2 separate regions of the Homo sapiens genome follow, and region 2 is linked to region 1. The links are chromatin loops, found by intact Hi-C in ENCODE. Cell type or tissue: psoas muscle. All regions are shown on one strand. Region 1 has its middle 5.8 kb from the start of WFS1. Region 2 has its middle 10 kb from the start of MAN2B2.

Region 1 (2,500 bases):
CACAAAAAACAACAACAAAAAAACAACATGTGCGGCTGGTTGGGCATGGTAGCGCACACCTGTCATCCCAGCACTTTGGGAGGCCAAGCCAGGGGGATTGCTTGGGCCCAGAAGTTCAAGACCAGCCTAGGCAACATGGCAAAAACCCATCTCCACAAAAAAATTTAAAAATCAGCCAGACGTGGTGGCATGTGCCCATAGTCCCAGCTACTCAGGAAGCTGAAATGGGAGGATTGCTTGAACTGGGGAGTTTGAGGCTGCAGTGAGCCAAGATTGCACCACTGCACTCCAGCCTGGGCATCAGAGTGAGACCCTGTCTCAAAAGAAGAGAAGAGAAGAGAAGAGAAAAGAAAAGAAAAAGTAAAAGAGATAAGGAAAGAAAAAGTAAAAGAGATAAGAATAGAAAAGAACAGAACATGTTTGGGCATGTCGGCCACACATTGGACTTCTAGCACAGCGAAACCCTAGGACTAGCCTTGTCAGCATCCCTGGGAGCCAGGCCCAGGAATCTGCATTTTAACAGGTTCCTGGGGGGTTTGTGAGACATAGGAACATTTGAGACCCATGAGTATAAAGCAGTGTGGTTCATAGTGTGATGGGTCCACCAGACCAGCAACATCAGCATCCAGCATTCCTCAGTCACCTGGACGCCTGTTACGAATGCAGAATCCCGCGCCAACCATGGACCTCCTCAGTCAGAATTTGCATTTTAATAAGATGCCCTTGGGATTTGCATGCACATTAAGGTTGGAGCCAGTGGTGGCATATGCCTGTAGTCCCAGGTACTCGGGAGGCTTGGGCAGGAGGATTGCTTGAGCCCAGGAGTTCAAGACCACCCTGGATGACATAGTGAGACCCTGTTTCTAAATAAATAAATAAAGCAAGCTAGAGAAGCCATGCTGCAAGCTGGAGGTGCTTAGCTCAGGCTATGCACATAGCGCCACCTGGAGAGCTTGTCCTGCCCAGGCCAGCTGGACCAGAAGTCTGCATTCTATGGGGAGTCCTGGATAGGGGTGCAGCAGAGGAACCGCATGGGTGCCTTTGCAATTTAGCAAGGTCTGGAGCTCACTCAGGCCATGTGCCCCATCCACTGCCTCTTTCCTGAGGCCATCCCACCAGGCCTTGACCACATCTAAGGTAGGAAGCTCTCTTTGCTGCTATACCCCGACAGATCTTCCTAACACAATGTGACACACGGGGCAGCCTCCCTCACTGTCCGAGGGTCTGAGGGTATGGAAGCTTCCCAGGATCACACACCCTGCAGCTGCTGGGCCGTAGAGCCTCTGGGCTCCCACCCCCCTCCTTCGTCCTCTCCCACTTCCCTGCTCATATCCCACCCTGGGCCCACCACTCCTCCCTCCTTCCCAGTGTTCCCTTTATAAACCTGAGTTCCCTGCCCACTCTACAGTCTCCTTGGAATCACAGCCCAAGTGGCTGGAGTTGTGGCTGGTGGGGGTGTCGTGGGGGGCTCGGTGCTGGTCACACGGCTCTGTGTCACCAGGGCTGGTGCCACATCAGAGGCCTACGCCTGCCAGCACCTCCACACACACCCCCGTGCACACACCCACCTGCCACACACACACACTGCATTGTCGCCGGGTAGTTCTGAGCCCTCCCATGGGTCTGAGTGGTGATGTGCTCATCTCTGAAGGCAGAGAGCGAACGCCACTTCACAGCCCACAGACGAGTCACCAAGTGCACTGGGAAGTTTCATTTGGGGAATTAAAAAAAAAAAAAAGCCAGGATGCAAAAGCAACTTTGAGGCAGAAGAAGGAAAATGCCCGTGTGGGGAGAGACGCTGTTCCCAGGCCTGCCTGTGTCCCAGTCATGCCCCTACATCACTGAGCAGTGCCAGCTGAGATCCCCCACCTCCCCCAGCCCTCACCTTCGAAATGGGCCCAGCCTGCCCTGGATGCAGGGAGACCATGACAGCAGCCAGCATGGGGCCTGGGCACAGGTCTCAGGTCCCAGGGCTGTGTCACCAGGACTGGACACAGGACACGGCAGCAGCAGGGGCCTCATTTGCTAAGTACATCAATGTGCCCACACCGTGCAGCTGTCATTTCATGCTGAGTCTCTCTTACAAATGTCAGTCACTGGCAGGAAGGGGCAATCGTTCAACACCTGCTACCCGCTCCCTCACAGGTCTCACTGGGTGCCCTGGTGTGAGGTGGAAGGGTCTAAGGCACACAGCCCCGTACCTGCCCTGGAGGGGCTTGTTAGGTCCGGAAGCTGGAAACCCCAGCCACTGTTATTCTGGGGAGGGGCTAACCAGAGGAGAAGTGATGACAGCCTGCGGATTCCTGGCAGGGGGAGAAATTGCAGCAGGTGATGGTGGTCAGGGACGGCTCCCTGGAGGAGGTGCTGGCTTTATTCTGCCCCCTACTCCCCCCAGGTTTTTTTTTGAGATAGGGTCTCACTCCGTTGGAATGTAGTGGTGTGATCTTCCTAGGCTCAGGTGATCCTCCTACCTCAGCCTCCAAAGTAGCTGGGACTACAG
Region 2 (2,500 bases), 300 kb before region 1:
ATCTCCCATTCAGTCTGCACCCTGTGACATCAGCACTCTTCGTCCTCCTGAGCAAGTGGGACAGTTCTGGGGGACTTCCTCTTGCTTTAATGGGCGAACTGCTTGAGACTACGTCCAGTGCCAAACAGTCTTCCCGATCAGCAGCATGGACCCTGGCATACTCCTACCTCCAAACCTTCTATGGCTACCCAGTGTCTCTCAGGAAACCTCATCCTCAGCCTGCATTGCAAACAATTCAGGGTTTAGCCCCAACTTGCTTTTTTGGCCGTACCTCCCACATGCTTGTACTACATTCCTTCCAGCAACTGCAAACAGGCCCCATGGCTCCCCATCCTCACCCCCCTTTCCTCCTCTGTGTGTCTCTTCTGCCTAGAATGAGCTGGCTTCCTTTGGCCACCACCCTTGCACGACTGGATCCTTCAAGTCCCTTCCTACCTCAAGCCCTTTGCACGTGCTGACCCTCCTGCCTGGAAGCACTGCCTCCACTCTGTGCAGTGGACTGCTATTCCTCCTTTGTGTCTTGCACATGGAAGGCCAAAGAGAGCGTCTGTGAACCTCCCCTCTCTACAGCATTGATGGCTGTATAGAATTCAATAGTAACGTGTGCATTTGGTTAACATCTTCCTCACCCGCTACACCATACGCTCCGTGAGACTTCGTTTTGTTCACTACCAGATTTGGCACCTGGGAGAAAGGAGGGGCTGTCTACCTTCCGTCGAAAGAATAAATGAATGTATTATTACCTGCATGCCTGTCTCCCTTGCACACTCAAGGAAATGGGCCATGCCCTGGTGTGTGCAGAAAGCTCAGCTGAGGGGCTCATCCCACCTCCACAGCTCACCTGCAGTGTGAGCAAGTCACTTAACCCTGGGGCAGGGACGATGCATCCCATGGCTCCTGGCAGCCTGACCCAGAGCCTCCAGGTTCTAACCTTTAAAATGGGGATATTTATGCCTATTCATAGGGTTGTTGTAAATATGAAACTAGGCCATGCCAAGTGACTGCCCGGGACCTGACCCAGGTCCACCCCACCTCAGGCTGTAAGGCTACCCGTGGGACATGTATTTATCAGGAAACCCCGCCATGCCCTGACGCTGTGCCAGGCAGAGGGCTGGGAACTGAGAGAACAGGGGCTGATGCTGCTGCAGGATGACCTCGTGTTGGAAGACAGGCACTGCCCCGGGGAGAGGCTGCTCTGGGGCTTTTGGGGCTCCTGGGAGGACCCTGGAGGCCTTCCTGGAGGTGGAGGTGACGAAATTGGACTTTCAAGGCCAAGAAGGAAGAGGGAGGGGGTCAGAGGCTTAGAAGGCAGATCCCTCCTGCTAGGTGAGGTGTAGAGGGGCTAGGGTGCAGCTCACGGGCCTAGAACTGGGCTAAGGTGGGGTGGGGTGGCCTGACCTTTGGCCTGGGGCCTGCAGCACTCTTTCCTTCCCTCTGCTCTCCTTCTTCTGCTCCCTGGAGAGCCTATCCTTAGCCATCCCTGCTCCTCTCCCTTCCTGGGAGGGGAGGGTAGGAGAGGGGGGAGTGGGGGGATTAACGTGTGTCCCTGTGGCTGTCTGCTTCCACTTTGTGCACATTGGCATCACGGGGTTCTGTGCTCAGTTAGGGTGAGGCAGCTGGGACCCCAAGAGGGCCAGCGGCCCCTCGTGCCTTAGGATCACCGTGGGAGCACGCTCTCTCCTCCCTCCTTGGATGGGCTTCTCTAGCCCTGGCCCTTCCCGCGGGACGTCCAGCCTCCTCCTCTCGGCGTGGCTGATTGCTCTTCCTCCTTCGTCTGTTGCACGTGGAAGGTCGGAGGGCGTGGCTGTGAAGCTCCCGTTCCTCCTCATGGCATTGATTGCTGTCCCCTTCGCACCCGGTGGGGGGGCGGGGGTGGGCAGCGACCCCAGCTCCCAGCAGGGCGGGTCTGGGGAAGGGCAGGATGCAAAGGGGCTCAAACCAGAATCGCAATCTGGAGCTGAGCCCCGCCTTGGCCGCTTACTCCGCCTGAGTCCCTTTCCCTCTCCGTGCCTCAGTTTCTCCTCAGTAAAATGGGCATCGCCATCAGGCAGGCGGCCCTCGCGCGGTGACGGCTGGCGGAGGCGGCTGCCGCTGGACCGGTGGGTGGGGCAGAAAGGGACGCTTCGGTCCGTGGCGACAGCCCCAGCGCCCGCACCCACACCCCGCCCCGCGCCCGCACCCCGCGCCTCTTACCCGGTGCCCGGCCCCGCGCCCCGCGATCCGCGCCCTGCGATCCGCGCCTCGCGATCGTCGCCCCGCGCCCACCCTCGGCGCCCGCAGCCGCACCCCGCGCCCCGCACCCGCGCTCCGGGCGGAGCCTTCTGGGCGCGCCTCCCCGCCCGCCCGCCCGCGCAGGGAGCCGAGCCCGGAGGAGGCGGAGGAGGAGCGGCCGCCGCGCCCGGCCCCCCGCAGCCGCCCGGAGGACGCCCGTCGCGGTCGCAGCCTGCGGAGCCGCCCATGGCCCAGCAGCCGGGTTAGCCTCGCCGCGCGCCCCCGCCCC

The links. A loop is a pair of places that touch in the nucleus more often than their neighbours do. Peaks named below come from ENCODE experiments on the same cell type or tissue, not always from the same donor. Only the 100,000 strongest peaks of a DNase experiment are listed, where the experiment ranks them.
Region 2: a loop joins it to region 1, with 2.2 times the contacts of the local background. A loop is called at or near these places in 5 of 110 quality-filtered maps.

Annotation. Positions count from the first base shown.
Region 1 is chr4:6,262,808-6,265,307 of GRCh38, reverse strand. No RefSeq gene overlaps it. Among named protein-coding and RNA genes, the nearest start is that of WFS1, 5.8 kb to the left of the region's middle. RefSeq lists enhancers at 1-875, 1,664-2,442. In psoas muscle, a CTCF peak has its summit at 947 (motif pointing left); no DNase peak of the experiment used is centred here.
Region 2 is chr4:6,563,708-6,566,207 of GRCh38, reverse strand. It overlaps a transcript of PPP2R2C not described here. Among named protein-coding and RNA genes, the nearest start is that of MAN2B2, 10 kb to the left of the region's middle. In psoas muscle, no CTCF peak of the experiment used is centred here; no DNase peak of the experiment used is centred here; H3K4me3 peaks cover 701 bases; H3K27me3 peaks cover 2,000 bases.